Regions from separate parts of the Homo sapiens genome. Here region 2 is linked to region 1. The links are chromatin loops, found by intact Hi-C in ENCODE. Cell type or tissue: HepG2. All regions are shown on one strand. Links, peaks and the distances in the headings refer to the core of each region. The heading gives the core; the rest is flanking DNA. Region 1 overlaps EGF (epidermal growth factor). Region 2 has its middle 620 kb from the start of MIR297.

What was found. A loop is a pair of places that touch in the nucleus more often than their neighbours do. Peaks named below come from ENCODE experiments on the same cell type or tissue, not always from the same donor. Only the 100,000 strongest peaks of a DNase experiment are listed, where the experiment ranks them.
Region 2: a loop joins it to region 1, with 18 times the contacts of the local background. A loop is called at or near these places in 2 of 110 quality-filtered maps.

Annotation. Positions count from the first base shown.
Region 1 is chr4:109,989,791-110,006,992 of GRCh38, forward strand. It overlaps EGF (epidermal growth factor), which reads left to right. Exons shown (of 24, transcript NM_001963.6): 19 at 3,457-3,579; 20 at 4,943-5,090; 21 at 9,889-10,056; 22 at 14,715-14,832. It also overlaps the pseudogene RNU6-35P. Among named protein-coding and RNA genes, the nearest start is that of EGF, 86 kb to the left of the region's middle. RefSeq lists enhancers at 1-131, 4,708-4,997. In HepG2, for the core only: a CTCF peak has its summit at 9,183 (motif pointing right); a DNase peak (open chromatin) is centred at 9,211.
Region 2 is chr4:111,467,483-111,484,684 of GRCh38, forward strand. No RefSeq gene overlaps it. Among named protein-coding and RNA genes, the nearest start is that of MIR297, 620 kb to the left of the region's middle. In HepG2, for the core only: a CTCF peak has its summit at 7,714 (motif pointing left); no DNase peak of the experiment used is centred there.

The DNA of each region.
Region 1 (17,202 bases), core at 4,711-12,710:
ACTAACTCATCTCCTTCCAGTATCGAGCACGCAATGGGGTGTGCTCACCCTGCCTGCATGGTTGGCACGGAGTCCTCAAACTCCATGAAAGCAGTGGGCTTGCTCCTCTATTCTCTCTCCCCCAGCTCACTCTTACTCTCTCTCCCCGCCCCATATATATATGTAGTTATAATACTTCGAACCTTGTCTGGCACATAAAAAGTGCTATGTAAAATTTTATCCTTATTATTATTAAGAGTAGTTGAGTTTCTTGGTCAAGCATACTTCTTTGTCTTTGCTTTGGAAAAGCTCTCTCTTTCTCTCAAGGTGATAGTTTATTGAAATTATATCAGGAACTCATAAAAGAGTCAGTTTGGGCCATCTGGGATAGCAATTCAATGTGTTAAATATTTAATTGGCCCCTATTAAGAATAAGGCCACAGTACTGGAAACCCTGAGAAATATCAGGATGAGGAAGGTAGTCTTTGATTGCAAGGAAAACGTGACCTAAAAGAAATATAACTGTGATCAGTGATGAAGAAGAGTGCACATCATAAGAGAAGTAAAAACCACAATGAAAGTTCAGAACTGGGAGAAATATTTGTTTGAGGTATTGGGAAAGATTTCAGGGAGGAAGTGTCATTTTGGAAGGAGCATGGGGGATAAGTAATTTCATTTGCAGAAATGTGAAGGGATGGGAGGAGTCCAGGCATGAACAGATCACATGACTGCCATTAAGGGTAGAGAGTAGCCTAGTTGAGCACTAAGTTTAGGTTATATGAGGGGAAGAACAGAAACTAAGGCTGATAAGGTAGTGTATGCCATAACAAAATATCCTAGACTGGATGGCCTAAGCAACAGAAATATATCCTCTCATGGTTCTGGAGGCTCGAAGTCCTAGATCAAGGTGCTGGCTGATTTGGTTTTGGGTGAAGGATCTCTTCCTGGCTTGCAGATGGCCACCTGCTCACTGTGTTCTCATATGGCCTTCCCTCTTTGATGTGGAGAGAGAGAGAAAGGGAGACAGAGAGCAAGAGAACGCTCTAGTTTCTCTTCCTCTTTTGTTTTCTTCTTCCTCTTCTTTTAAGGACACCGATGCTATTGGATTAGGACCCCACCCTTATGACCCCATGTAACCTTACTTTCCTCTTGGTAGATGCTTTCTTCAAATACAGTCACTTTGGGAGTTAGGGCTCAACATATGAATTGGAGGGGCAGGGACACATTTCAGCCTGTAACAGATGGGTTGGGTTACCTCTGCGGAAGACTAAAATCTGAGGGTTAGTCACTGAGGTTTCACTTCTCCAGTGAAACTGGCTGAGGGTCAGACAGTCAGTGTTGTCCCAAAGTTTCTACTAACCACATTACAACTGTAAAATGAAACAGGTGAAATGAATTTTAGCAATAATATTTTATGTATTCAAATATATCCAAAATATTAACATTTTAATATCAGTGTAAAAATTATTGAGATATTTAATATTCTTTTTTATTTTGGTACTAAGTCTTCAAACTCTAATGTGTGTTTTATACTCACAGCACTTCTTAATATGAACTAGATGCATTTCAGGTACTCAATACTCTCAAATGGCGAAGGCTAGGAAGTTGGACAGCAAAGTTCTAGGCAACAGGGAGCCACTGGCAGCATTTGAGTAAAGTGGTGCAATGATGGGTTTATCATCGTTGTGCTGGAGGGAGAATAATGTGGCACTGGTGTTTAGGCATGGCGCGGAGGAAACATGGGATCCAGGAATGAGTAAGGCTGTTCTTGCAGTAATGTAAAATTGAGAGGAAGAGAGGCCCTAAATGTTAGGGTGGCAGTAGCTGAGAAAGAAAAAATGGTGGGTAGTTGGGAAAGAAAGGATGACTTTTCTGATATAGTTTATTCTTATATAAAAAGCAAAACTGTTGTATTTGATATAATATGTATGTCAATGACAGGATGTCTATACAAAAGAGTTAAGTATGAATCTTTAGGATCTGAACTTTTAAATGTTTGCCTAGAGGTTGTTTATTAATCTCCAACTTTGGGAAGTCTCCTTTCCTTCAAAGCAGGAAGAAAGCTTCCAGCCTCTCTCAGGAGCTTAGAACACCTGCATGGGGCTGGGTGTGGTGGCTCATGCCTGTAATCCCAACACTCTGGGAGGCCAAGGCAGGAGGATCACTTGAGGCCAGGAGTTTGAGACAGCCTGGGCAACATAGCGAAACACTGTTCTCCACAAAAAAAAAATTAAAAACAAACAAGCAAACAAGAACTAACCAATCATAGTGATGCAAGCCTGTGGTCCAAGCTACTTGGTGGGTTGAGCTGGAAGAATTGCTTGACCCTAGGAGGTCAAGGCTACAATGAGCCATGATCACACCACTGTACCTCATCCTTAGCAACCAAGCAAGATTCTTTAAAAAAAAAAAAAAAAAAAAAAAAAAAAAAGACAGAGAGAGAAAGAACGGAAACAAAAAAGGAAAACAACACGTGCATGGGCATGCGTTGTAGGACCTAGTTCATCTCTCCAACATTCATGAAAGTCCCCTTAAACCTAAAAATGTATAGGGCTGTGCTCGCTTTGGCAGCACATATACTAAAATTGGAATGATACAGAGAAGATTAGCATGGCCCCTGCGCAAGGAGGACATGCAAATTCGTGAAGCGTTCCATATTTTTAAAGTCAGGAAACAACAGGTGCTGGAGAGGATATGGACAAATAGGAACACTTTTACACTGTTGGTGGGACTGTAAACTAGTTCAACCCCTGTGGAAGATAGTGTGGTGATTCCTTCAGGGATCTAGAACTAGAAATACCATTTGACCCAGCCATCCCATTACTGGGTATATACCCAAAGGAATATAAATCATGCTTCTATAAAGACACATGCACACGTATGTTTATTGCAGCACTATTCACAATAGCAAAGACTTGGAACCAACCCAAATGTCCAACAATGATAGACTGGATTAAGAAAATGTGGCACATATACACCATGGAATACTATGCAACCATAAAAAATGATGAGTTCATGTCCTTTGTAGGGACATGGATGAAGCTGGAAGCCATCATTCTCAGCAAACTATCACAAGGACAAAAAACCAAACACTGCATGTTCTTACTCATAGGTGGGAATTGAACAATGAGAACACTTGGACACAGGGTGGGGAACATCACACACAGGGGCCTGTTGTGGGGTGGGGGGAGGGGGGAGGGATAGCATTAGGAGATACACCTAAAATAAATGACGAGTTAATGGGTGCAGCACACCAACATGGCACATGTATACATATGTAACAAACCTGCACCTTGTGCATGTGAACCCTAGAACTTTAAGTATAATAAAAAATATATATTAAAAAAATATATAGGTCTCTGAGAACATATAGCATGACAGAAGCTGATGAAGCTCCTCTTCCAAAGGCTGTCCAACTATAAAACCCTCTTTTTCTGTACCCCACTTTTCTCTCCCGTACTCTGTCTTTTCTGACAGATATTGATGAGTGCCAACTGGGGGAGCACAGCTGTGGAGAGAATGCCAGCTGCACAAATACAGAGGGAGGCTATACCTGCATGTGTGCTGGACGCCTGTCTGAACCAGGACTGATTTGCCCTGGTAGGTTGGTGGGTGGTCTACAGTGAAGGGGAGGGACTTGGCTCGGGGATATTCTATACCCTAATCTCTATTTGCATTAGAGATTCTAAAAATCATTCAGTTCAGGCAGGCTGCAGAGCTGGCTTTCCTGATTAGGACGATGCTGGGCTTGAGAATTTGAAATGGTCCAAGTTTTCTTAATTTAATAGCATCTGGAATAAATCCTTTTTTATTACTCACAATCCAATAAAGATGGGAACATGGGTATCTCTCTTCAACTGTGCAACTAATCTCACTATTTGTAATGTCAATTTGTGGGGCTGCTGGATAAGTTTTGCAGGGCTAGGCAGGTCGGTGAGAATGTCTGGACTCAGCATTTTAAATCACTTTCAAGGATTTTAAAATATTACTTTAAAAAGGCAGTATTTCTTGTTCTGAATTAGAACTCCAGCTCTCTTCTCTTTCTTTTCTCAATATTCATAATGGTTGACTCCTGCTTCCTGAATCTTCTTCCCATAACAGCAGTAACATCTCACCATCAGCACCCCAGAAGGGGAGCTGGCTTCACCTAGACCCTGGAGACCAGGATGGGGGTCTTTCCCATCACTGCCCACTTTTTGCCTGTCAGCCCTATAAGCAGAAAACATCCTAAGAAGAAAAATTCTGTGCTTACTTGGTCTCTGTTTTTTTTTTTTTAGCATATTATTTTTCTCAAATAATTTGCTCTTCTTAAAGGTACTGAAAAACTGCTTATATTTATGTAGTCAGCTGCACATGTTTACCTTTTAAGGAGCAGTGAACCATTCAATAAAAGAGACTTTACTATTATATTTTGGCATGCCCTCTGTTACGGGAACATTTTCTTCCTGCCAGAGTTGCTACAGTCTTGTCCTTGAGGGCTCCTCTGAAGGTTAGTTTTTAGAAGAAAGCACTGTGAGAAAAAATTTTCGAGACTCCAGGATATTGGAGGTAACGGACTGCACATTGATGGGTAGGTTTTAAACCATAGAGTTACCAGTTGTTCAGTGAGACCTTGAAGCTAACTGTCACTTCACATGGTTAGTGTATGTTTGTGTGTGACAGGTTTGTTTTTATGAGATCAGTGACTCTGAATTCACATGGCGACTTAGGACTGGGTGTTCTTTTACCTGCCTCCAATATGCTTTATGTATCAGATAATACTGAGCCCAAAGGAAGAACGGCTGGTTTCATAGTGAATGACTAAGGTCTAGCTAGGAAAGTGAAACTATTGTCCCTTCTAGTAGTTCTTCTGTCACTAAAAGATTTATGTCACAAACTATTCACAGAAACTAGTTCCTCATATTGATACTTGAAAGACACTAATCCATTCAGAAAGTAAAAGTAATGTCTTGGGTTCTTTTAGACTCTACTCCACCCCCTCACCTCAGGGAAGATGACCACCACTATTCCGTAAGAAATAGTGACTCTGAATGTCCCCTGTCCCACGATGGGTACTGCCTCCATGATGGTGTGTGCATGTATATTGAAGCATTGGACAAGTATGCATGCAAGTAAGTTAAACTGTCTTGCTGATGGCACAGAGAGATGCTATTCAGTCCATAACTTGTAGCTAATTTGTAAAATTTACACTCAGGATGTTTTTCTGCAATTAGGTGTTCTTTTGGAAAAATATAAACATACACATATGAACCACGTGTGTGCACTTCATTGCATGCTCCTTGTGTATCACGATGCCCCCTTCTAGTTACCGGTGATAAGTATAAATCTAAGGAGTTGGTGATTTCCCCTTTTACTGAAATAATTTGATGTTACTACTAGTATAGTCTAGGGATTAAATGTCTCATCCTGGTTGAAAAACTTAGGTTTGTGAGATAATTCCTTAAAACTTTTTTTTTCCATCAAATGTGCTTTATATTATGTGTGAGCATCCGTGATCTGTTTCTGGATTTACAAAAGTTTGGTACATATTCACACTGGACTTCTTGCCAGAGTCCAAAAATATTTTTCTTCAAAACTAATCATATGTATATTTTTTCTTCACTTCCTAACAGTTGACTTTTACATTTTGTTGTTCAGTAACAATTGCTGATACTGCAGCTGCTGCTTTTTGCTCCCTTTTTGCCCCCATAAGGGTTTCACAGTGGGTAACGTGTCAACCTGGAAAGGAGATTTGAGGAAGCCCTAAAACTATGAGACATTCCCACTGTGCTCACTCCGAAAACCTTTCCTGTGGACCCTTTAACAAAACCCAAACCCACAATAGCCAGTTCTGCCTCAAATTTTACTTTTAATTCATTTCATATTTTCAAGGCAATAGGAGGAAACTGATAGATACCAAAAAACTAATACGTCTCCCAGGGTCAGGCTCCTGATCCATTGATAATTTTCTCTGTGCCTGAGGGAGGGGTGATGAAATAGTCTGATCCTCACAAATAGCTACTATAACCTTAAAGTCTTCTCTTATTTCATCAGTAATAATGAACAGAATAACTAAATTTGTGGAAGAGTAAGCTATATTCTGTGACAAAGTGTATGGCCTTGCACTAGAAATCATGTCCGCATGACAAAAATAGTGAAAAATTGCTCATGAATACTAGTAAAAATGACTCAGTCCTTATAGAATTCTGTTTTCATATTCATATTTACATGCTATAATTTCCTAACCTATGATAAATTGGGTATTTGCAATAGTTATTGCTAGTTTTAATGTTAAGAATCTAATTGGTTTTGCCTGTTCATTGTTTCTGATCATCCCAAATAATGAAATTACAAAAATAAATGTCCGAATGTATTAGGTCATGGTTGTTTTCCTCCATGATACTTTAGACTATAAAAATCATTATAATAATATAAAGGGTACTACAGGGTTACATACTGCATTTAGAACAATGTTTTCATTTGGATCTGATAACATCCATTTATTAAATGATTGATGAACTCTTTAACACACTGCTTTTCTTTCTGTCATTAAATCCTGATGAAAATATCATATTTCTCTGATAATGTTTTAAACATGAGTTGCTACAAATGACAAACTGGAGATAAGACTCAAATTGAAGGACCTTGAACCTAAAGCAATATTTAAAATATTACCAGAGTTCACAGTAATCTGGATCATAACCTTGTTTTTAAATTGTATATTTAATAAAAATGTGGTTTAATTAACTATTCAACCCTTGCCTCCTCCTGCCCTGATGACCTCACCTTATCTTTTATTAATTCCTTAATAACAAGTCTCTAGGAAGTGCTTTACCCATCCAACTTTTATTAGAAACACTTCCTAGGCAGGTGTCATTCTGTACAGAGTGCTCTTCATGCTGTAAGCAGGTTTTGGAAGAGCCAGCTCTTTCTTCCTTTCTTAGAGGAACTGGAAGTTCCCCTCAGCCACAAGAAACCACAGGGTGCCCCCGGGGTGATGCAGAGGAAGTGAGAGTTGGGAGTCTCCATGCCCAAGGTATTCCTCGAAGATTTCCTGGTTTGGAGATGCTCAGGAGGCTCCAAACCTTCTGGGCTCAGAGGAGGTCCTCGTTCATTCTGTCTTTCAGCCAAACACCCTTCTGAACAGGTCTTCTTTAGACCAAGACCCCCCAACATCAGTCCTGTGAAATGCTTTTTAAAAACAGGCTGTATGGTCAAATCACGTTGAGAGATGCATCATACTCTACCCTCAATTTTTTTTTTTCAGGAGACCATCGTCTTATTATTACTCAAATTGGTTTCCCTGAGCATTCGGGGAGCAGAGTTTTTAAGGACAGCTTGGTGGGTTAGGGGAAGCCAGTGAGCCAGGAGTGCTGATGGGTCAGGGATGAAATCACAGAGAGTTGAAGCTGTCTTCTTGCGCTGAGTCAGTTCCTGGGTGGGGGCCATAACTTCAGATGAGCCAGTTAATTGATCCGGGTGGTGTCAGCTGATCCATCAAGTGCAGGGTCTACAGAATATCTCAAGCATTGATCTTAGGAGCAGTATAGGGAGGTTCAGAATCTTGTAGCCTCCAGCTGCGTAACTCCCAAACCATAATTTCTAATCTTCTGTCTAGCCCTCAATTCTTGATTCATAGTATATACCACAACACATTAAAAAGTCTTGTTTACCAGCCCGGGTAACATGGTGAGACTCCATCTCTACCAAATTTTTTTTTTCTTTTTTTTTGTGATGGAGTCTCGCTCTGTCGCCCAGGCTGGAGTGCAGTGGCGCAATCTCAGCTCACTGCAAGCTCCGCCTCCCGGATTCACGCCATTCTCCTGCCTCAGCCTCCAGACTAGCTGGGACTACAGGCACCTGCCACCATTTTTTATATTTTTAGTAGAGATGGGGTTTCACCGTGTTAGCCAGGATGGTCTCCATCTCCTGACCTCGTGATCCGCCCGCCTGGGCCTCCCAAAGTTAGCCAGGTATGGTGGTACACATCTGTATTTCCAGCTACTTGGGAGGCTGAGGTGGGAGAATCGCTTGAGCCCAGGAAGCTGAGATTGCAATGAGTTGTGATGGCACCACTGCACTCCAGCCTGGGAGACAGAGTGAGACCCTGTCCATAAAAAAATAAAATAAAATAAAATAAGCCTTGTTTATCTGTATTGAGTCTAGAATGTCTCAAAATTATTTGGCTATGGAAAGGCAAACTTATTTGGCCACAGAATCTTTTGTTTGGTTTAACAGAAGAACTAATTCATAACCAAAGAACTAGTATCCTGTGTCCTCCTCCCACCCTGGAAAATGCTGAATGACTATTCTGGGCCTTATAAGACTCAGTGAGGCTCTACTATTGCAGCTGACTTGGATCTCCAGGACTCTTGGCTAAGGGACTGACATATTCCTCAAGACCCCAGACTTTCTGAAAGGATCAGAGGTGTGGCCCATTAACATCCAACAGTTTAAAAGTGGTGCTGCTAGGCATTGATAGTAAATGGCTGTAACCAAAGATAGCTAGAATTAAAACAGCATCCAAGAAAGCCTGCAAGAATGATGGTCCTTTATGCTTTTGCACTCAGATCCTGATATCTCTTGCATGGTTAGTTCCAGAAGATAGCTTTTCAGAGGTGAATAGAGCATAAAACTCTTTTTGGAAGCAGCATGGTATAGTGGAAAGAACATAGGCTTTGAAATCAGAGAACCATTGGAGTCAAACCTGTCACTCATAGCTGTGTGACGTTGTACAAACTCCTTGAGCCTCAGTTTCCTTATCCATAATACAGGAATATGCCACCAAAAATAAAATAAGTAAAAGTGCCTAGCAGGATGTCAAACACACAAGATGGTTAACAAGTACTAATCCATTTCCCTCCTTCCTCTGTGAGTGAGTTGCCCAGTCCCTCTGACCAGCTAAAGGTAGAGACAGGCCTAGAGCCCAGATCTTCTGGAGCTTTGTCCAGTGTTTTTTCCATGCTGCCTCTTCTCACTATGGGCACTGGTGTCAGTTCTCTGTATTTTTATTCCGTTAAGTCCTTTTGGAATAAAGTGGGGACATGGATGAATAAATAGTTGATCCAGGGACCAAAGGGAGGAATTTTTAATAAGTGGGCATTACAGAGTGTTTAATAGGATGTTTTTCAAAGTTGATGCTTTTGCAAAGGATAATAGAATACAGATGTTTACCTGAGATCTTAATTGTTTCTAGAAATGCACATTCCCAGTAGATGGCAGCATTGCTTCATTTACTTCAAAAAAGTTCAGCAGTTCACTCTAGTGACAGTTTCACTAATGGGACAGCAGGGTGTTTGTAGGTGAACGTCCCTTTTTCCTCCATATAGCTTTTTCTCTCATTGAAGAAAATAGGCAAATGCCTGTATGTATGTTGTACTGGGTCTTCCCTTGCACTAGTAGTGATTTTTTTTTTTAAAGGAAAAAAGTTTTCTCTGCAGACTAGGTTATGTGTTCTGTTTAGAAACTGTACACATTCTTCTTTTATAGCCTGGTTTCAAGTGAGGAACTCTGCCTTCAAATTCTCCTTTCCTTTCACCTATACTCATTGCAATCTGGCCAAACATTTGTTTCCAAAACTCCCTTGGCTCTTAGGGCAGAGTTGCTTTGTGTTGGTTTTAAAAGGTGGCTCCTCAGGATTTTAGCCTAACAGAAACTGATCTTTAATCAATGTCCTGTAATGCCTTATAGAGGCAGTATGCAAATAATCCCCCATAAATCCCAGAGCAAACAGACGAAAGGGAGAAGTCCATGCTGCATTAACTTGTAAATCATAGCGCTTTCAACTGACCCCTGATGGATTTTCTATATGTTTCTAAAGAGCTGAGTCTGGAAATGCAGAGGTTGAGAGACAGCTGAATACTGAGTGTCAAAACTATCAGCGTTTTTGGCCAGGCATCTCTGATGACCTCTGTTTGTGTGTTGTCACAGCTGTGTTGTTGGCTACATCGGGGAGCGATGTCAGTACCGAGACCTGAAGTGGTGGGAACTGCGCCACGCTGGCCACGGGCAGCAGCAGAAGGTCATCGTGGTGGCTGTCTGCGTGGTGGTGCTTGTCATGCTGCTCCTCCTGAGCCTGTGGGGGGCCCACTACTACAGGTGACCCTGTCTTTCCTTTGGTACTGGAAACCTCTTTCTAAGACCTCCCAGGGGAATGCCTGTCTCCTTGAGATGAGATGTATGAAATAGTACCTCTACATACTACATTTAAAACGTGAAATAGGCTGGGTGCAGTGACCCATGCCTGCAATCCCAGCACTTTGGGAGGCCGAGGCAGGCAGATCACTTGAGGTCAGAAGTTCGAGACCAGCCTGGCCAACATGGTGAAACCCCGTCTCCACTAAAAAGGCAAAAAGTAACAGGCGTAGTGATGCACACCAGTAATCTCAGCTACTCGGGAGGCTGAGGCATGAGAATTACTTGAACTTGGGAGGCAGGGGTTGCAGTGAGCCAAGATCATGCCACTCCACTCCAGCATGGGCGATAGAGCGAGACTCCGTGTCAAAAAAAAAAAAAAAAAAAAGGTGAAATAACAGTACAATTTTTACTGTTAGCTCAGGATTTCATTGCTCTGAAACATCAGTGCTTTTACGTTTTCCTTGTTCCATTCCAGTCATTGTCCATACACCTTCATAGTATATGTGTTATTTATCAATCACAATATGGTTTTGCGTTCCACTCTCTTTGTTTAATATTATATGCTCCCCCCATAGCCTGCATAACTATAATTTTTCATTGCTGCCTTCCATTGAGTTGATTTTCCACAAAATATTAACTGTCATAAAAGAAAATCAATATCTTCCCTAATTTGGAAGGAAATTTCTGGTCCTCAGATTTTGTGCTTTTAATAATTTCAAGTTAACAATTAAAAACTGTAGACAATAACATTTATACATTTAATTCTTTAAAACTAACACTACATTAGGGTGCAGGCACAGGCATCACACTGCTCATTTTCTGTTTTCTTAGAAAGTAGGACAGCTTCCTCTATTATCATCAATATTGAAAAGCATTTTATGTACGGTTATAGTTTGTGTTGTACAAAATCAGTGAGTCATAAAACTTTAGGGCTGAAGGGGACTTTATGGAATTATCTAGTTCAATCTTATCATTTCATGGCTGGAGGACCTAAGACCCACTTGACTAATAGGTCCCAATTCTCTGAGATGTACAAAATATCTGCCACCATCTGTAGATAAAAATTTAACCACATTTATGGGTACTACACAACCACTCAAGTGGCAACTGTCTTGTGTTCTGGAAAATTCAACATATCAGCCAAGATGTACTTATCAGAGATCCTGCTATAGCCTAGTGTAGTGGTTAAGAGCACAGGCTCTGGAATCAGATTATACAGGTTCAAATCCAAGTTAGTGTCTAAATAACACCAGACATGTGTCCTAACCTCTGTATTCATTAATTTCCTTTACTATAAAGTAGGAACAAGAATAGTACTTATCTCAAGGGTTATTGTGAGATTAATTGGGTTAACCTAAGTAAAGGCTTTAGTGTAAGTCTGGCATATAGGAATTAATAAATGCTATCTGTTATTTTGATTTTTTATGAACTGTAACCTTCCCCCAAAAGAGTCATATGCTCTAAGCCCTTTTCTACCACCTCTTGAGAGACAAGATTCTTAGGCACAAACTTGACATTTTAATTCAGTAGTCCATCAATAACATTGTAATTTTTAGCCTGGTGTGTAATCAATATCTTGGATATGTGTAGAAAGAATATTGAATGATCAATGGTTCATCCCATTGGATCATTGCCAAAGGGCAGGAAAAAAAAATGGAAACTAGAAACTTAAGTTCATGCGTGCCATAATTATTAAGTGTTTTTTCCTATTTGTTGTGTTATGATATAGTATGTCTTATGTTCTGTTGGCATTTTTCAGAGATCTGGATTGAAAGCTAACGGCAAATTGCTGGCTTTTTAAACTTGGAATTCAAAGACCAGCTCAGCTGAAAGATGACTATAGACTTTACATACATATAAGAGTATCTTCAACCTCAGACTCTCATACTCCAAAAATCAGAAGTGAAAGGACTATTCCTTCAAAAAGAAAGCTCATCAGAACCCTTTCTTTTTCTCTTCACTGAAATGCATCCAGAGTTGTACAATTCTTCCTGAGTGAATCTATGGTTATTTACCTAACAATTCTGATCAGTGTACCTGCTTACCTCTCCGCAAAGTTTCAGCTATGTGCATAACTACGTTTGCACTATAGATCAATTCTGACAAGATCAAATTAAAACTGCTAGTCTAAATGTTGCCATGTCATACTCAACTGTACCAACAAATACAGCTCTAACATTGAGTTTTTAAGTTAGACATGCTAACTGTTTTTCTTTAAAGGGTTAAAATCAGTTATTTCCTCCCTTATACCATTCCTTGCCTGTCTTGTCTAGCTTGTTTGATACCGTTTGTCTTCTGTGTCTCTCAAAGGATTAATTGTTTGTGTGCTGGGTGTGGTGGCTCGTGTCTATAATCCCAGCATTTTGGGAGGCCAAGACAGGCAGATTGCTTGAGCCCAGGAGTTCAAACCAACCTGGGCACCATGGCAAAACCCTGCCTCTACTAAAATTACAAAAAATTACCCAGGCATGGTGGCACACAGCTATAGTACCACCTACTTGGGAGGCTAAGGTGGGAGGATCGCTTGAGCCAGGGAGGCAGTGATTACAGTAAGCCGTGATTGCACCACTGCTCTCCAGCCTGGGTGACAAAGCGAGATTCTGTCTCAAAAACAAAACAAAACAAAAAAGACTAATGTTTGTGAAACTAAATAAATTTTTCAAGTATTCTAATCTTATTAGTTTAAAACATGTGATTTCTTGGAAGGACTCCCTTGTAAGAAAATCAACAGGAAGTATTTCATCACAAAGTATAACTTTGTTTTTTTGTGGGTTTTTTTTTAACTTTTATTTTAGGTTCAGGGGTATATGTAAAGGTTTGTTACACAGGTAAACTTGTGTCACTGGGGTTTGTTGTACAGATTATTTCATCACCCAGGTATTAAGCCCAGTACCCAACGGTTATGTTTTCTGCTCCTGTTCCTCCTCCCACCCTCCACCCTCAGGTAGCCCCCAGTGTCTGTTGTTCCTTTCTTTGTGTTCCTGAGTTCCCATCATTTAGCTCCCACTTAGAAGTTAGAATATGTGATATTTGGTTTTCTGTTCCTGTGTTAGTTTGCTAAGAATAATAGCCTCCAGCTCCATCCATGTTCCTACAAAAGACATGATCTCATTCCTTTTTATGGTTGCATAGTATTCCATGGTGTGTATGTGCCATATTTTCTTTATCCAGTCTGTCATTGATGGGCATTTAGGTTGATTCCGTGTCTTTGCCATTGCGAACAGTGCTGCTGTGATCATTGACATCCATGTGTCTTTATGGTAGAATGATTTATATTCCTCTGGGTATATACCCAGTAATGGAATTGCTGGGTCAAATGGTAGTTCTGCAGTTAACTCTTTGAAGCATCACCGTACCGCTTTCCATAATGATTGAAATAATTTCCTCTCTCTCCAACAGTGTATAAGTGTTTCCTTTTCTCCAAAATTTCATGAGCATCTTTTTTTTCTTGACTTTTTATTAATAGCCATTCTGACTGGTACAAATTATAACGTTGTACCTTTGCAACTTTGGAATTGTTTATATTAGCCACTTGTTTCAATTTTTTTCCTTGAAGCCTTTGATTAAAACACATAATAACCCACACCATCTCTTGGTACTGTCTGTGATGCCAGATTCACAGCAGCCCCTCCTATCCTTATCACTCTTCCTGGAACGTCCAGGTAGGGCTTTTGACAGAGGGTTGCATTCCTAGAGGCAATTAAGCTGCCTATCTGCCCCAGGACAGTGGCGTTATTGTGGAGTCTCACAGATGCACTGCTCTAGGGGCTACTGCTTTGAGGATGGGGATCCATCTCCATGCTAAATCTCCCCACCCCCACCCCTAGTGAATGACGCCGTGTATAGACTTAGCGTTGAATGTCAAACAAGACAGTACTCTAAAAAACTGGATTTGGAAGCAAGATACCTAGTGTATTTCCTGGCTTAGCCACTATGAGATTTTCTTATCTTGGGTCATCCACTCCTTCTGTCTTTGCCTCTAATTTCTTTATGAGTGAGAGATTGCAGTGGGCCAGTAAGAGCAGCCTAGGCTTTGTGTCATCATGACCGACTTCTTACACTACCCTTGGTAGCTGTGTGCCTTAGGTGAGTCACTGCCATTTCCAAGCCCCAATGGCTTCACTTGTAAATGGAGCTAACATAGTCTGCCTCACACAGTTGCTGAGATATTTTTTCCACAGACTGCCCCACTCCTCCCTGCAAAATTAGTTGTTTTTTCATTGCTATATCATCAGTACTAGGACAGTGCCTGGGGTATAGTTAGTACTCAATAGATACCTGTGAATGAATGAATGCAAGGCTATTCCCCCCAACATACATGGGCATACATACACACACACACACACACACACACACACACACACACAAACACACACACACCCTCTACCTCACAGAACCTTGGAAAGAGTGAAACACTGTCTGGAAAGCATTTTGAGTTCTGCAGAAAAGACTGCCTTAAACATCTAAAGTTATGTTCCTAGTTATCTTCATATTTCTTCTCTCCCACACAAGTACTTAAATTTTAGTAGCAAAAGCAGTTAGTTGTCCCTGATCATCACTGAGTGGGCTGAGTATTTTGTTTTGTTGTGAGATTGTCTCAAATTTTGGCTTTATCACAGGACTCAGAAGCTGCTATCGAAAAACCCAAAGAATCCTTATGAGGAGTCGAGCAGAGATGTGAGGAGTCGCAGGCCTGCTGACACTGAGGATGGGATGTCCTCTTGCCCTCAACCTTGGGTAATGTGACCAAAGCAGATGAAGCAAGGAATTGGCTTGATATTAACCCCTATTCATTTTTTCTATTTTTTCACTGAGTTCAGAATGACTGGAATCAGTTATAGCTTCCAGCTGGTGTCAGTGTTAGCCAAGACCACATCAGCTAGGGAGGTCCTGGGTGGGAGGGTGGGGGAACTGTGTTGTTAACTAAAGGAATCAGATGAGTTATAATAATGCCATAATTTAATGGCACAATAAATTTTTGGAATTTTTTTCTTTCATGTAGATTCTTTCTATAACTTAGATTTGTATGTGTTATGTGAAGGCTTTCCATATTTTTAGTTAATACATTCCAGATACATGTCTTAAAAACCCAAGATTGTGCTTCTAATTTATTTTCTTTCTTTCTTTCTTTTCTTTTTCTTTTTCTCTGTCTTTTTTTTTTTTTTTTTTTTTTTTGGACAGGATCTTGCTCTGTTGCCCAGGCTGGAGTGCAGTAATCCAACCACTCACTGCTCACTGCAGCCTCGAACTCCTGGGCTCAAACAATCCTCCCAGCTCAGCCTCCCAAATAGCTGGGACTACCGGCACACACCGCCACGCCCAGCTAATTTTTGTATTTTTTGTAGAGACAGAGTTTCACCATGTTTCCCAGGCTGGTCTCAAACTCTTGGGCTCAAGCAATCCACCTGCCCGGGCCTCTCAAAGTGCTGGAATTGCAGGCATGAGCCACTGCACTCAATTTTCTTAATTTTCTTAATATTTCTTAATATTTCTTTTATTTTCTTAATATTTCTTTTCTCACACACATTTCAACTCCCCAAATTTCAGTAGCAAAATAGTTGCCAGATTTAACAAATAAAAATATAGGATGCCTAGTTAAATTCATACTTATACTGAAAGTTCAAATTTAAATTCAAAATTAAATTTAACTGGGTTCTTTATTTTATCTGACAATCCTAGATATTTTCCGAAAAGCACAGAGGTTTGGGAAATTCAAGATGTTTCATAAATCATCCACTTCAGTAATTGATCTTGGAACACTAGAGGGCAGTCTTGAAACAGGCTACACATTCTTGAATCAGTTAAGGGAATTTCCATTTCTAGAAACCTGTCAGAGTTAAGGACTGATTCAGTGTGTGCTGTTGGCATTATTTGTGGTATATATTGTGGAAGAGACTGGAATACATGGCAGGTCCATGGAGGATTGAATCCTTAGGGAAGAGCTATTACAGAGAGGTTATGGAGGAGCAAAGGCAATGTTTGGGGTCCTTCCCACATTATTACCCCTACTCCCCAGCTCCCATCTCACAGTGAATTCCCAGAAAGTAGCTTTCCTGTAACTGTGCTTTTGACTACCAGGTGATCATCTTTTCCTACCTGTAATAGGCATTCAGTGTTTCCTTATTTATTTATTTATTTTTTGGTTGGACTCAAGTATGGGGGAAAAAAATAGAGGCTGGGCAAGTTTGCTCATGCCTGTAATCCCCATGCTTTGGGAGGCCAAGGCAGGATTGCTTGAGGCCAGGAGCTTGGGACCAGCCCGGACAATATAGCAAGATCATATTTCTTTAAAAAGATTAAAAAAAAAAACTTTGCTGGGTGTGGTGGTACACACTTGCAGTTTCAGGTACTCAAGAGACTGAAGCAGGAGGGTCACTTGAACCCAAGAGTTCAAGGTTGCAGTGAGCTATGATAGCACCACTGCACTCCAGCCTGAGTGACAGACTGAGACCTTTTCTCTAAAGCATGAGAAAGAACATGAGTTCTAGCCTTACTCTCCCACCAGTTGGCTATCTAATCTTGAGCAATTCCTTTAACCTATGCAGACTTCTGCTCCCCACTCAGTACAAGGGGTTTGGATTAGATGATCTCTAAGATCCCTTCAGTCTTTATCAGTCTTTATCAATTCCACAAGTGTGTGATTCTAGGACTAAGCTCTAGAATGTGTTGGTTCTTTGAGGCCTCATGACTTTGCGAACTTCTAAATTACCCAGATGTCACTTGTCAGTCTACATGGTATTTCATTCAGGTTTTGAGTAGCAGGTTTAATTCATCTCATTAATTCATCATCATGGGAATGAAGGAGAAACACAATCTGTGTATGACTATTAAAAAATCAAAAGCATTTGCTGCTGTCATGAGCAACTTGTTGGCTCAGAGCTATGTTGGGAGGCCTGGGGCTGCTGAGCTCAGTCCCCCACAGCCGTCATAACTGTCGTTGACAGCAACTGCTGCTGTAGATATCAGTGGGAGTGGGAGAGAGCTGAACGCTCAAACTAGAAGAAAGAGCAGAAACAAATGTAGTTCTATCAGCTCCTTTCCCCACCTCAGCCCAGAATTTCGGGACCTATGTTCTTCTGACAGAGAGGCACGAGGTTAGAAAATTTG
Region 2 (17,202 bases), core at 2,929-10,928, 1.5 Mb after region 1:
ACAACACAGAAATTTGCTTCTTCGTGGTGAAGGAGAGAATGTCTCTGGTGCTTTGAAAACTATTTTAAAGGGCTTGCTGGATTGGGTAAGACCCACCCAGGATTTCCTTTTTAATTAACTTGAAGTCAACTTATTATGGACATTAATTACACCTTAAAAATCCATTCACTTTTGCCTTATAAACTAATCACAGGAATGATATTCTATTGTATTTACAGGTCTCATTCCTACATACGGGGAAGAGATATATGGGGTGTGTATACAAGGAGTTGGAATTTTGGAGGATATTTTAGAATTCTGCCTACTACCTCATGTTTCTGAAACATTTTTAAAATGATTTTCATGAATATAAATAAAAAAGAAGAATTTTACTGTTATTTCAAATGGTAAAATGATATAATAATTTGCTATACATTATTATGCATATGGTTGAAGTATTGCCTATATAATATTGTTAGCCAATATAATTTTCATAAGAATTACTCATTTTACCACTGAAAAACTATTTTTCACATTTCCTGTGGTAATACAGACAGTAGATAATAGATAGATGATACATAGATAGATAGATGATATCTAATAGATAGATGATACATAGATAGGTGATGTAGACCATACTTAAACTGAAACAGACAATAATTAAAGCACCTATTAACTTCTATGCAATGTGACTTTTTAATAGGGCTTTCAAATGTTTCTTTCTGATTGGGATTCTTCGAATTTTAAGAATTGTCACTAGATTGTAAGTGAAAACATATACATATATTAAACTGACCATACTGAAGCATTTTAAACTATGTAAAATATCTAATGTCTCATTCTTATAAGGGTGATTTAGAAGAAGAGGCAAATGTTCTTATATTTCATATTGGATATGCTATTCTATGTTATTCTTAGTGATGGAAGAGGCAAGCATCAGTTATGCATATCTTGAATTAAAGCAAGAGGACATAGTCAAGCCCCGATCTGTAACAGAATTTTTGTGAATGTGATATTTATCTATGTAGAATAGAGAAAATCTTATTCAAAAGCAATCACAAAATTGAAGAAAATTAAAACAAATGCCAAATTAATATTGATGGGAGAAACTAGATAGAGAAAACAAAGACAAAATTCTCTATCCCTGGACCAACTTTTGATTAATTACATGTAGTTTGTCTCACAGAAGGCAAAGCCAGATCTCCAGGAGAAGTATAGAAAAGCATAAAGGATGTTTTAGCAAGAGCAGGTAAATGATTACTTGTCACTGTCCTTGAGTGGCAGATATGCATTAGGGTGGCAGACACATCCTGCTAATTGGCATAGAAGCACTGCATGTTGACTTGTATGGAATTGTTCTATCTTTCTATACCATTCTGTATGTGTTGTGGGGTAAATTCTGGAAATCCTTACGAATCTCAGTGACCACTAATTGGTTAGATTCTCTATCAGAAGAGATCTAGGAATAATCTCCAAGCACAATGAAAAAGTGGGAAGAAATGTGAAGAACTTGGGAGCACTGAATGTTCTAAATTATTGTTTGAGTAAGAATGTTGTAACTTTATGAAGAGAACCAGAGATCATCGATGTAAATGACCGAGTACTAAGACAGTATAAAAGAATTGGGTAGATATCTGGCTATGCTTCAGAATACCTGAAGGACTACCTTTTGATTAGCAGGTGAAGTGCATCCTGCAGTGACAGCAATACTTTTGCTTGATATGTCACTTATTGGTTTATTTTTTCTCAGCCCCAAATTCTGCTCAGTGAGAATGAATCTGGGCCCTTTTTGACTGCACAGTGAGAATGAATCTGGGCCCTTTAATTATGCTTTCCTTTTTCATTTGGCATGGAAGCTTTGTCAATACAGGGCTCTGAAGAGTCATTGCAGGAGGTAAAGGTTTTGTTTCCCAGTTCTGATTTTCTTTCTCTCTCTGCAGGCTTCTACAACATGCTTGGTCACTTCAACACCAGGATCCTGCAGCACTCGCAGCTTCTTCAGTGCCTAGCTCCTGTGGTGTAGGTGCATATCAGCCAACAGCACTCAGAAACCCAGTAGCATCTTCCAGCATTCCCTCCTGATTCTGTATGTTTTTTTATTCAGAGTGCCTAAGGTAAAGACATCTTATGATCAGCTTTCCTCAGCACCCCAGAGGGAGAATTTCCTGCAAGTTCTGCCGGCATGGCACCGCAAGACTTCTCTGTCACCCAGTGAGCATGACTGTGCTCACAGGTCTGAACTGCAGCTCTGAGAGGCAAACCAGGAGGACCTTTCTTGGATGTTCCATCTCAGGTGCTTCTTACTACTCTGTATTTTTTCAGTTCCCTTTTATTAATAATAACCAATTCCTTGTTGCTTCAATCGCTTGTTATATTAATAGCTAATAATCCTTTATATTAAGCTTTCTTGTTATAATTACCTTATGTTTTATCTATCTTGGTTGGCCCCAAACTGATACACCTTCCAATTAGTTGGCTATTAGAAAAAGGCTTCCAGCTGCTGTACTGAGCAAATTTTTTACTAAGTGTTTACAATGTATTATATTTGTGTCAGGTACTAGGGATATACAGCAAACAATATGGATGTAGACCCGATCCTAGCCCCCATCAAATTAAACCCTACTTACCCAGATAAAATGTAAGCAGGACATTATAATACATTCCGTTATGTTCTGGTGGAGGCATATTGCATACTGAATTGAAAGGAGAAATGACAGGATGATAGAACCTGGAAGGTTATATCCTGAGTCATATGGAAGACATTATACTTCTGAATAGGTGTGTGCACTATAAATAAAATCAAAGAGAGAATGTTTCAGAAAAGCAAAACAAGAAAGTATTTTGTGAGCATCAGAACATTGGATGATGGTATGAGATCTCTCAAGTATGATGAGCTTCCTGGCACTAAAGATATTTAAGCAGAGACCAAATAGTCATCTTATAGATTTAACTTTGGGTCAAATGATTTTTAACGCACTCTTCAACCTTTTGTTTCTATGACTATAAAACTAAGTTATAGTTACTTTATCACAGCATATCTGCTTTTTCTCCTGTGCAACACAGCCCACCCAATTTTATTTTATCCTGCCTTTATGATAATTATAAAGCTAAAGAGCTTATTCTCAACATCTTCTTAAACTTTGTGGCACACATAGAATTTCCTATTGACAGATGTTATTCAAGTCAGTCTTCTAATTTCTTTATAATTTCTTGTCCTACACATTTCATACTTTTCTTTTGTATATCTGTGTATCAGGCCTTCCTATGCTCTGTAACAAAGCATCCAATTTTTCAGTGGCTTCTAATAATTTGTTTATATTCTTGTAGTGGTTACCCTAGAGATTGTCCTATGCATTCCTAACAACAGCATAATATAAATTATTTTCTCATTACCTAAATAGTAGTACTTGAGTCTTAGAAACATTTAAGTGTTCTCTTCTACCATTTACATTTTTGTTGTCATACATTTTAGAAAAACAAAATTGAGGAATTGTGTTTTGGTCAAAGCCTTCTCAGTTACAGATAAGAGATTTTAGTGAGGTGTCCAGAACTCCTACTTTTGCTCAATTGCAGGTTCTGGGCTATCCCTATGTTTCAAGTCAGGATAGTAGCAGTACCCAAGATATTCTTGAAATACAGAGCAGTCCCACTTGCCAGGGATAGTTCCAAAAACTTTTTACACTTCAGCATATTAATTATTTGATATAAACCTCAGTGAAATCTGAAATTCCCTGAGACTCTAGATTGTACTGAGTCCTTTAAAACTTTCTATTTTCATTCCAAGAAGAAACTGAGTGTCTAGCAAACACCATTGTGAACCCATGTATAGAGGAAAAAGCAGATGATGAAACACTTTTGGGAAACTACCATTGGAATATGATCTATCTATCGAAATATATATATATGTATATACGTGTGTGTGTGTGTGTGTGTGTGTGTATATATATATATATATATATGTATATATAAAGTTAAAACCAAGATGCTCCAATAAAGAAAATGTTTACACAATACTTTATGAAAAGCTATCTGTATTCCCAATGTAGGCCTCCCTGATATAACCCCACTAAGGTTATCCTAGATTAGATGAGCCCATGGTTCTTAACCATGACAAGTGTAGATCCATGCAAGAGTAATCAGATCTAGAATGACCTCTTACTATCTGTAACTGTAACTGCATCTCTCAAGGTTGCCAATGGTCCATCAGGATTAGAAATATTAAAATGCATGTCTACCTGCTTTTTTTTTTTAACTTTACCTTACTCTTAGATACAAAGATGAGCTGCTGTATAAGGAGTTGTGGAAATGAAAGAATATTCCTTAAGTTCTAGAAATTGTGTTAGGCACATTTATACATTATTTCAGATAAACTTGGCTTAATATGCAAAACAGATATTATCAACCCCTTCTTATAGATGAACAAACTAAGACAAAAATAAGTACAGTGGTAAAACCAGAATCTGAACACAGATCTCTCTTGACCCCACATTCATAGCCAGTCCACTTCATTAGCTGGCCTTTCTATTTTGATTTGTGATTGTTACAGAAAAAAATTTTAAAAGATTATGGTACATGTCTTAGTATGAAGTTAAAGATCTTATATTAGACGTGTTAATTTTTAGGATTGAGCTACAGCAAACAGAATGGTTGTCATCAAGCATAGTTTGTGTAAAGTGACTCTAATATTTTCCCAGGAATGGTAGCATATGTTTTGTTGCTCAGTGAAATTATTGACCATGCTGTCTTCTGAGTCAGGGACATATTCTAAGATGTATAACTTTGTTTTGATAAACTTCTAGCAAGAAGAATTAGCTGCGCTCTCTTTATCTGGTAGTCTGATAGCATTATCTGTGGGATTTTTTTATGGGGCAGATGTGGGTATTTTGCTTTTTCTAATAGGTTATGCCTCAAGTAACTGTAACTCTTTTCCCAATTATCCTAATAGTGATTTCCAAAGACATAAAATACATTAATTGTTAAGGCTGTCATTTGCTCCACATTGCCCTTGGCATAGAAAGCGATAGAGAATATACATTAAAAAGCATCTAAATGTGTGTTCAAGTTGGAAACTCTTAATCCTTATCCATTAAGGAAAATTGAAGTGATTTAGTGGGGCACAGATCACCACCTTAGGAACACACAAGTGAGTGAAAGATTGAGGATTATATCATAAAAAATGGGGTAGGTAAACTAACCGTTTTCAGAAAAGAATCCTGGGGCAAACTTAAGAAATTATTAAAGAGAAGCACTGGTAAGGGCTTTAAAGCTTTTGATAAATTAATAAGAATGACCCAGGTTAACCCATAAATTAGCCAAGTCAACTATCAATGTTTTTCATGGGAGCAACACAGAGCCAGAAAACAAAATTTCAGTTTTGATTTGTAGGCCCATTTCTGTATGTTCAAAATGGATTGGAGTTTTAAATTATCTTCCTGATATACTTCACATTTCTTCTCCTATACTTCTAACATATATTGCTATGCATTTTATCAACATCCATTCTCTCTGAATACTTTTTATTTCTTAGCATAATATTTTATTTCAGGCATACTCCTATATGATGTACATTTATTTTTCTTTTAAACTATATATACCTTGTGGCATAATCTAAATAGAAGAAACATAGTAAATGTTTCCAAAATGTTAACACTACTTATAGTTTCTTTATATCTTTCTTATAATACAATTCCTAACCAGCTCCAATCCATTGTAAACAAGGCATAATAAAATATATATATATGCAAATAAATATATAGATTAAAAATAAATTAACATTTTACCTTCACTTCAGAGTATTTTTAGAGATTTTAAAACATCATTATGTAATAAAATCTTGTTTAAAAGCACTGACCATTTGTGATTAGAAATTAAATTTCTGATCATTTAAGAAAGTTAAACAGTAGTATCTCTTTTCTGTGGTTCCAAGAGTTCAAGTCTCTTCAGAAATTCAAAATTTTGTGTAAAGTTTACAAATTTGGTCATATAGTATAACCTAGTATTCCCAAGAGAAGAATTAAATTAGAAATTTCTTTCTGAATCTACTGACGTGATAAGTCCAAAATATGACATGCTGCCCTTGTTCATTTTCTTGCATTGTTGAGATTCACTTAATTTTATGTCATCTATCCCCATTCAAATTTGAGGGAACTTTTTTTGTTTAGATTGCCATTATATTTATGAGCAGTAGGTTAATGATATTTATATTTGAACACAGAATTCCTTTAATTTTTATTATTTCTTAATCCTATTTATTCAGAAGTTAATTGACTTCCTTAAAAAAATTGAGTACTAGTTACATAAACAGACATGTTGTGAACACTTCTTGTTATCAACTCTCTGAAGATAATGGTAATAGGCCTATTTTACTATAATTAGACTAAATTAATTCAAGTTAGTTAATGAAAGAAAATGGAGTCCATAGAATATTTCCATGTCATAAAAATGAAATTCCAAATTAAATGAAATTGTTTGCTTTAAAATACTATAGCATTCAGGCATATAGAGATTTGCTTGAAACCTGGGAGCATTATTGCTGTGCATCCTCTGATTATGACACACACAGTAATATCAGGTTGAAACTAACACAAAATTGATTAAGTGTGTAGAGTCTTCGTGAAAATGTTCAGTACACATAAATATTTGGTGAGCTAAAAAATATTTTACATCTGGAACTAATTTAAATATAAAACAGAATTTCATTTCATTGACTATTACACAATTTAATTAATTAATTAATACACAATTACACAATGAAAATAATTTTTCAAAATCAAAAGACTTGGGGAGAGAATGGAATAAGAAATAAGAGCCTTAAAATATTCTGAAGTAAAACATCTCTGTATGAAACTAACCTTCCAGTATCAATCATCTTCTGTGTGTGGCTTCAGGTTTCAGATTCCATTAATTTGAAAGAGCATCAGTCTACTGAACAATGGAGAGATGTTTTTTCAGAATCAGGATATAAACCCTCTTTTGACAATCTGAAGTGTGATTTTCCCAGAGGTAATCCATTTCAAACCAACAGTGACTACTCATTTTAATTAGTTGCAGGCAGTTTTGTAAATTAAATTCCCTCTTCTGAAGTCAAAATTCCAGAAAGAGAATGCTTTCATTTTGCTAATTGCTAAATGAGTTTCCAGAACAAGGTAGAATGAAGGAAGGGGTTTCTAATCAGTAGGCACCTCTTAGAAGGCACACACCTGTGACTGTTGAGCAGTATCTTAGTAGGGCTGGAATGTTACCACATTGAGTGTACATGCTTGCAGTTATCTCTCAATCCATACTAATAGATTCAGTTTACATTAAAGACAATTATTTTTCCCCCTTCAGTCATACGCCTTCATGATTCTGACTTGAATTGGACATATGTGATGTTATTTGAATTAAAAGTATGATCTAATAACCCAATACAAGACCTGATGTTTTAAAGTACAGCATTCTAATCCCTTTTGTGATATTCACTCCCTTAGTGGCCTAAGGCAAATATCTTTTTCTAGGTTTCAAAGACATATGAAAGTGCATGTAAACATAGAAATCACACACGCCTTCAAAAGCCCCTCTACCTCAATCAAAGGAAAGTACTTGCTTGAGATCCAATTCAGATCTGAAAGAAAACTTAGAACTGGTTTCTCTATGCAAGTAAAATTTTTGAAGGCTTCTTCCTACTTGAACATCTGCAATCCTTGGAAATGGCTTTAGGCAATTCTCGGAAGGATTCTCAAGGAGAGACTGACCCCTGGAGGCGGACAGAGCTCTCTTTTGGCCAGACCTGGCTTTCGTTATTCCCAGATATCAGGTAAAGAACTCTGACAAGAGAGGATGAGATCCGTGGGAAATTCCAATGTGTGCCTCACTTGCCTCCCTACCTTCTCTAAAATATTTGAAGACAAGGTAATGAAACAATAGGTGGTAGAATATAAATATTTTTTAAATCATGTGCTACTGGACCGTAAACTCCATGAGGGCAGAGATTTGTTCTATTTATCTTTATAACCTCATCTCTTGGTGCAGTGCCTTGCACTTAGCACTAAATAAAAGTCTGTAGAAGGATTAAATGAACAATTTAATAAATTTCATCTAATTGTTTTACAAAGATTAAGTAAATTGCACAAGGGTCCTATACTTAGCAGAAGACATGAATGTTGGCTGAACATCCATCAAAAACAATATGGGCAGGATGAAAGTTTAAAAACATTCAGCCTGAGAGGAGAGTCAGAAGCAGCCCCATGGAACAGAGAATAGCTGTAGTTATTTTATGTCAGCCCTCAATCACTGCCCCCCACTTTTCTATCTTTGGAATGGCTTTGATGATTCTTTTCAGAAGGAATCCATAAACTTCAGTGGCTTCATATCAACACGAAAAGGGAAGGGGTGGGGGAGGTACTGCTTGCTCTGTGTGGCTTATAAGTTTTAGGCCAAAACACAGTCATGATGAGAAAACTTTAGCTTCTCCAAGATTACTCCCCATTGACCAATGACTCAAGCTAATCTAAGATATTAAATATTGTTAATTGACATTACCTGTGGTAAGTCATAGTTTAATTATTATTTGTTCAGTTACTTAAACCTTAATGCTAATAAGTGAATCATGTAAGAGAAATTTTGGTTGTGGAAAGAACACAAAGTTATTGTAGTTTTGATTACTAAATACTTGTCAAGGCTTTAGCAAAGCAAAGGCAGAATGTTTTCCCCTAATAATTCAATATATGATATCCCCCCAAAAGGATGAAGTTAGTTAAAAAATATTTTTTATTTTACTTTATTTATTTTGTTTTGTTTTAACACCATTTGAAACTATATTGTGGGTAGGGCTCTGTATTTTTCTTTGCTGCTTAAGGTCTCTTATGAGCTCATGAGTGTGCCCATGTGTCTAGTGTTATAGCATTAAAAAAAGGAGTAGATAAGACTTTATAAATTTCATTATCTTATTAGAACCAATCATGCTTTCTCTCCATTTAAGTTATGCTCTAGGGAGAAGTCTTTGAGAAAAACTCAACTGCAAATCTAAGCTAAACTTCTCATCTTTCTTGCTCCACAAATATGTAGTCTATCTTTTTATATACCTCTAAATTTTTGCTTCAAACTCTTAACTCTTCAAATCTCCTCAATTCTTACTTTCTCTGTTCACATAAGTTTAGAATTAGTCTACAATGACAGTCACATTCATTTCTTCTCTTTCTTGAGAAAAAAAAGCTTATTTTCTGATTATAAAAGTAATTTTATGCTCCAGGTATAAAACAAAGACAATTATAAAGAAAAAATAATTCCTAATTCTACTACCAAAGAAAACTACTACTAACATTTTATAAATTTCATTCTTGGATTTAATAGCCTATACTATATATTTCTTTTCAAAGTTTGCTTTTCTCACATAATACAATACTTTTCCCTTATCTATGGGATATGTTTTAAGACTCCTAGTGGATGCCCGATGCCACAGATAGTACAGAACACTGGATATATTATGTCTTTTTTACATATACATGCCTGTGAAAAAGTTTAATTTATAAATTAGGCACCGTAAGAGATTAACAGCAATAATTAATAATAAAACAATTAGACCAATATAGCAAAAGTTATGTGAGTGTGGCCTCTCTCTCTCTCCCCCACTCCCTCTCCCTCTCCCTCTCTCTCTCTCTCTCTCTCTCCCTCTCAGAATATCTTGTTGTATGTAATATTTTCAGATTGTGGCAACTGAAACCACAGAAAGCAAAATTGCGGACAAGAAGGGACTACTTTGTAACATTTTGATATCTTGATACTTTTGTTTTAATGCTTTCTTGTTGGCTTTAACTTCTTTTGTTTTTCTAACTTTTTAAGTATTGAGTGCATTAGTGAATATGCTTTTAATTTTTATAAATTCTACTGGTGGTACTTTATTTTTAAAAAACATTTTAAACATATTTATCTAGTTACCAAAATCATGAATGATTTATATTATTTGAAACTATACTAACCTATTTTCAGCCCTTCCTACCTCTCGTCACCATCTCTCCTCATTTTCCAGGTTTGATTACTTTAATTAAGGAAATGATTAAAAAGATTATCATTATTAAAATTTTATTTTTGATTATCTATTTTCTATTTTTAAATATATATTTTAAAATTTGCAAATATATTTAAGAATAAATTTAGAAGAAGTATCCCACCTTAACCCTACTTGACTAATTTAAATGAATGCCATCATAACTTTTACTATAAGTTTACCTCCTTTGGTTTCCTAATTTAGATTTAGCTTCTTAATGTTTGAATGTACCTTTAAGGTTTTCTCCTGCGTTTTTGATGGTAAGCATTTTTGTGATTGGGATTGACTGAGTTTTTTTTACCCATTCTATCTACAAACTCAATTGCAATATCTTCAATTGTGTAGCTGGTCAGTCCTTCTGTTTCAGGTATTTGTATTGTTGTTATTGATGACCTTTCTTTCCCAAGAGGAATTCAGAGACAATACAGCAGAAATCAACTTTCATTTATTTCTCTGTGACATCTTTAATTAACCCTCAGGGGAATGTATAACCCACTAAGACTGGGCTAAGACTCTTCAAGCCAGTAGAAATTGGTTCATATGCAACACAGAGATGTCATTTTCCTCTCCCCATGCTTAGCAAATTCCTGCTTCTCTCTTTTCCTTTATGAGCCACTATTTACTAACTCTGCATTTAAAAGATAAAAATAAAGTTTTAGAAAAAAAATCTGATTTCAATGATTGAAAGGTCAGCCAAAACTTACAAAAACAGAAATCTTACTTAATGCTCCAATAATACTATTATATTCCTATTAAAATTTTAGTTTATATGTAATCCTACTTAACTTCAGTACACATTGTTTTTATACCATGAGGTTGTTTTTAATCTCTGCTAACTTTTTATTTAACGTATTTTTTTTCTATTTCAAAGAACCACAGTGTGTTAATTTTTATACTGCTATAAAGATACTACCTGAGACTGGGTAATTTATAAAGAAAAGAGGTTTAATTGACTCATAGTTCTGCATGGCTGAGGAGGCCTCAAGAAAGTTACAATCATGGCAGAAGTTGAAGGGGAAGTAAGGCACCTTCTTTGCAAGCCAGCAGGAGACAGAAAACTAAGAAGGCACTTTCAAACACTTATAAAATCATCAGAAGTCATGAGAACTCACTCACTATCATGAGAACAGCATGGGGAAATTGCCCCCATGATCCAGTCACCTCCCTCTCTCCCTCAATATATGGGAATTACAGGTCCCTCTCTCTACACGTGGGAATTACAGTTTGAGATGAAATTTGGGTGGGGACACAGAGCCAAACCATATCACACAAACCCTTGTTTTATATTTTATAGATTTTATAACAATTTTATAAAATCTTTCTACAATCCCCATGTTATTTCATTTTATGAGGTCTGTTTCTCCTGTGAGTCTTCCAAATGTCAGTGCCTTATTCTTATAATCATGTATGTGTAAAATAAATATTTTCATGCTGGATTATTTCTTTTTTACTTATTCTGAAACTATGATAGCTCTCTTTAAAGAAATTGGCTCAATCCTCAAAAATAATCAAATCCAAAAACACATAAATATGTTAGTCAATAGAATATGGAGACTGACTTGCATCCATTCTCTATGCACATATTTAACTTTCTTAGATGTAAGGCTGTAAGTGAGGCAGAAACACACAACTCATTCCAAATCCAATCTTCGGAGGCATGCATCTAGTGAAATTTCCATGTCCTGAAATGAGCTTCTTTCACCCAATTTCTTAGAACCCTGTATTTGACAACCAATTCCTAGTTTTTCATCATAAATTTTGTCTATAGGGCATGTACTCACAGATAATACACCAGCAGAGAGACATGGAGTTGAGGAATAAGAGAAAAGAGAAATAGAGGCAGAAGGCTGTAGAAGGGGCTTCTGGAGTTTTCAAGTTGGTTCAGAACTTGCATTTTGGGAACAGAGAATAGATTGTGGGAATAGTGAAGAATATTTCCATTCACTTTCAGGTAAGGAGGTTTGTTTCTATCCTGTAGTGCAGCATGGTTGGTGTTTTCAATCCAGTTCTATCAGCCTTGCTGCTAGTGGAAATTCTTCCCTAATTCTGGCATTAGAATAACATTCAGCACTGGCTTTCAGTATCATTTTGAGTTTACTAATTTTGGTGCCTTCTTTTAGTAGGAATTGGAAAAAATTACATCAGGAGATAATAACCATCTTAAATTAGATCTACTCTACCATTAATTTTTCATCCCAAGCTGGCATAAGCAAAAAAGGATATATATTACCTCACATAATATAGAAGTTCATGCATGGGGTTATTTTCATGTATGAGCTCAAATGATGTATTCAGTTCTTGAATATTTTCCATTTCCCAGTCTTTCATATCTACTTTCCTCTGTTGATTTTGTTTCAAGCAGAATTTTCTACGAGTGGCACTCAGAAACTACATTTAAATTCTTCTCCTATGCCAACCACATAATAAAATAAGCTTTTGACTCTGAGATCACTGGCCTCATTGAGTCATGTGTCCATCTGTGAACCAATTTCTGTGGTCAAGGTTATGTGGAACTTTGACCAGTTCTGGGTCAATCAGGGCATCCAAGCTGAAAACCAAGAACTGAGCCAGTCCCACTCAAAACACATGAAGTACAGCACATGGAGATAATTTTGAAAAGGAAAATAAAAGTAGAGTTTCTTGGCAAATGCAATTTACTAAACATTTGTGGGCTTACTTTCTATTTGGATTCATTGAGTTCCATGAGCTAGTGACTAAAGACAGAGACCTTGCAGAATCATGTTCCTTGAATCTAGATTCCAGCAGTGTCTAAGGACTAAGTTTTTTCTGCTTTCCACTATTCTCAGAGCAATACGCAAATATAACATAGTATATGGTGGTATAGTCAATCTGCTTCATTATACCATGGTGCATTTAAATTTATGACTCTACAATGATGGCAATTGTTCTTTGACTGGAAGAGGAAAAATAGCAGGAAATATTTGGAAGGCTTTCTCCATGTCCCAGCATATTACCAGACTTTCACTCTCATCTTTCTGCCTTTGCTGGAACTGACTAGAGCTGGGACATGGATTTCAGGGGTTTTTTTTCAATTTTCCAAGGATTAATGTTATTGGATTCTAATCCATATAGATTTGCTTGTTCACAAAGAGAAGAAGCCTCTGAAAGTTTTTCTACCAAGTTCCTAAAACTCCAGCCCTGATTATCATATTGTCTAGGTTCCAAGATACAGCTCACCATTTAATGGATGTTTTGCTACCACATAATCAGCATTGCAGAATTCCTAGCCTAGAATGGAGGGATACTCATTGTCCTCTATATAAGCTGACTCAGTCAGTTTTACATTATATACCCTATTGTCTTATACTCCATGAACTGAGCCCCATAAGGGAGAATTGGTTCCCCCATAAAACAAATCTGAAATACTATTACTTGAAGAGAGTGACTCAATTCTGAACAGACAAAAATGATGGCTTTCCAATATAAGCAACTACTATGTTAAGACAGTGTGATAAAAGAAGGAAAAATAATACAGTCACTTCAAAAAAGAATCTTCAGTCCAGTGTCTGTGTGAGGAGAGCAGAGGAGAGGAGCCACAAAACATCAGAATTTTACAAGGCAAAGTAAGGTGAATGTCTTAAGAAAAGTGACAGTAGAGGAGGTAAACAGTGATTGGAGAGAATTACAATGACGTTATATCAATAAAAGCATTTGAGAAAACTTGCAAAATTGTGCAGCCTTTTGAAAGTATTGTAATGATAGAAAAGGCCCTACAGACTGCAAAGACAATATGAAAAGGTAGAAAACTATAAGGGCATCCTTATATCCAATTGTGTCTCCTGGTCTTTGCTCAAAAATCACAGGTCACCTATTCTAACTCCTTTTCAGCTGACAATAAATCAGTGTCTTTAAAAATATTTGACATACGTTTGCCTCTCTAAGGCAAGCAGATCAGCTCTATTCTTTATGGGTATTCCGAAAACAAAGGCAAAATTTGCATTACACTTTCCTTAAACAAGAAGATATTCATCACTTTTAACTAACAAGACATTTTATAAGAGGAATATTGTATATCTCAAGCAGTTCACAACTGTGAAAGTCTTGATCAACTCTTAGAGCCAGTCTTCCTACATATCTCATCTTTTTATCTTTAATACACTATTATTTAAACATCAATATTAAGGGCTTCTCAAATAATGTGCCCTCACATAGAGGGTTATCACATAGAGCTATCTATGGTCTTAGTTCCAAGAACGCTGACCAATTGCTTATGTTTGGGTCTCTTTCATAATTTCTTAAGGACTAGCATGTTGACAGTCAGGATCATCCTTAGACCAAGCACAAGATTCAATTTCTTCTCTACTGAAATAAAGAAACCCAGAGGTTATAATGTAACTCTTAAATCTACTTCTGGAAGCAAAGAGAGTCTGAGAAACACTGCCACTAGCTATTTCGGGAGTAGGACTAGCAGAAAACACAGAGTCAAAATTACCAGTAAAAGAGATAGTTCCTGGTTCTATGTTTGCTAATGAAACAATTCCCCAGCACTTCTGTGGACTGAGAAGAAGAACTGACCAAAAGTACAAAAAAGAAAAGACAGAAGCCAGGAAAGAAGGCAAAAAAAAAAAAAAAAAATCTTTTCCATCTTATGCCAGGCACTCACAATGGTAAATGCCAAGTATGAATGTGTGTGTGTGCATGTATGCATGACTAGAGAGCAGAGGCATGTTCACAAAAAGGGAAGAGGCAAGTTTGATTAAAACTTACAATGCAGAGAAGTAGAATTATTAGAAATGCAGCTAGAAAAGTAGGTAGTGGTCATACTGGAAAGGATTTTTGATTCTCAGGTGAGAATTTCTTTCTTAATTTGGGGGAAAACATAGAACCTTTGAAAGTTTGTGATTAGGAGACTTAATATAGTCAGAATTATCTATTGAAAGATGACTCTAGTAATGAACTATAGAAGTAATCCCAGCACTTTGGGAGGCCGAGGTGGGTGGATCACCTGAGGTCAGGCATTCGAGACCAGCGTAGCCAACATGGCCAAACTCCGTCTCTACTAAAAATACAAGAATATTAGCCAAACGTGGTGGCACACGCCTGTAATCCCGGCTACTTGGGAGGCTAAAGCAGGAGAATCACTTGAATCCGGGAGGCAGAGGTTGCAGTGAGCCGAGATTGTGCCACTGCACTCCAGCCTGGGCAACAAGAGCGAAATTCCATTAAAAAAAAAAAAGAAAGAAAGAAAGAAAGAAAGAAAGATGACTCTAGTAATGGCATATGGGTAGATTGAAGCTGGAGGAAATAGAAGGTGAAAAGAGTCACGCACATAATTAAAGGAAAGGTGAAAGATGGCCAACCAAATGTGGCCAGGTGGAACAGCTGCCACCAAGGGACTGAAATGACTGGCACACTCCTAACAGATCTTCAGAGGGAATGCACCAAGAGTGGACAGAGGGAAGACACAGAAGCTTGGCTGAAGGGGGAGGAAGCTGGGACCCCCACCTGAGACTACTGAGCACTGGGATTCAGTCCTGGCCCCTAATGAGTCCAGGGGAGCGAGTGAGGTGAACAGGCAAGGAGCAATCCACTCTTGCCACAGGCCTCTGTAATCCTAACAGGAGGAGATCTTCAGCCACAACACTCAAGTTGGCAAAGAGAGCTGCTTAGACAGGCGGTAGGGGCAGCAAGCCAGCTGATGCAGAACTCAGAGGCTTTGGTGCAAGAGCATGTGTAGCAGAACATGGCCAGGAAAGGGTAACTCCTAATCTTGACTTGCTCTCACAGGAGACTTTAGCCCTGGGAGAACTGTCAGACTAAACTCTGCAGGTGGTCTTGCTCATCAAATGGGGTCAGTACAATCTGAGCACCCCTTGGTCTCCTGGCCTCTCCCGGGGCCAGGACTGGCCATACCTGCTTGCAGGGCAGCCTTGGATTCCCTGGAGGCCTGCATGATAGCTATTGCACTGGTGGACCATGCCTTCACCTGCAGAGAGCTCCAATGGGGCGGCCCCCATGGCCACACACCAAGTCATTTGTTTGCTCCTCACATTTCAGCTTTCCCTAAGAACACGACATACCCCCACATTGCTTTGCCTGCATGTTTGTGCAAGGCAGATTTTGCTTTCCTTGCCCCACCAGTGCACGAATGTGTGTACATGTACCCTGCCCCGCCACTGCTGCTGTGGGAGTATAGTCTGCCCTGCACCTCCTGTATGACTGCCATTGCAGCTGGAGCCTTGGCAGGCATAGGGCAAGCTAGACCTGCTTTCACCAGTGCCCTGCCCTTGAACCAACACTGCTGCCAGAATGAAACTCTGCATAGAGAACAGTGGACTTGTTCCCACCCTGAGTAACCACCCCTGCCTATGGCCCACAGAAAGGGCAAAGAAATCTGTGCCTGCCAGCATCCTGCCCTTTTGCTAACACCACCACCAGCACGGTGGCACACATAGTCACCAAAGAGCCACCCCCACAGCTGTGCTGTCTCGGCCACTGTGGTGAATACCTGCATGGAATCAGGCACCCTGGCCCTGGCACCCATTAGCACCCTGCTGCAACAAATGAGCCTGCACCCTGCCATGCTGCTGCTCGTGCTGCTGCTGGCACATGCTACCAAGGACCAAACCTATTTCCACCACACTGTCAAAGGCTTTCGCTAAACCACCCATTGTAGTGTAGTGACCAGAGGCCTGAGAGTACCTTGGGCACCCCAGTGCAGTGGATTCCTAACCTCGAAAAGCCAGAGAAAAAAGTTCAGGCCCAATACAAGTCCTCCAGAGTTATAGTACACAGTCAGGACTTGGAAGCTGAGTGTAGGCCCCTTAAAACCTTCTAGAAATAAATCCAGTCAGCTGAATCCACTTTATATCACAATCAAACCCCTAAAGACATCAACAGGATTTAAAAAAAAAAATCCAAAGGTCAGCAACCTCAAAGACTAAAGAAACATCATCCCACAAATATGAGAAAGAACAAACACAAGAACTCTGACAATTCAAAAAGCAGAGTACATTCTTTCCTCCAAAAGACCATACCGCCTCTCCTGCAAGGGTCCTGAACCAGGCTAAGGAGGCTGAATTACAGAAATATAATTCAGAATACGGATAATAATGAAGATTATTGAGATGCAGGAGTACACTGAAACCCAAGTCAAGGAAGTTAAGAATCACAATAAAATCATACAGGAGCTGACAGAAAAAAAATAGCTAGTACTGAAAGAATGTAACTGACCTGAA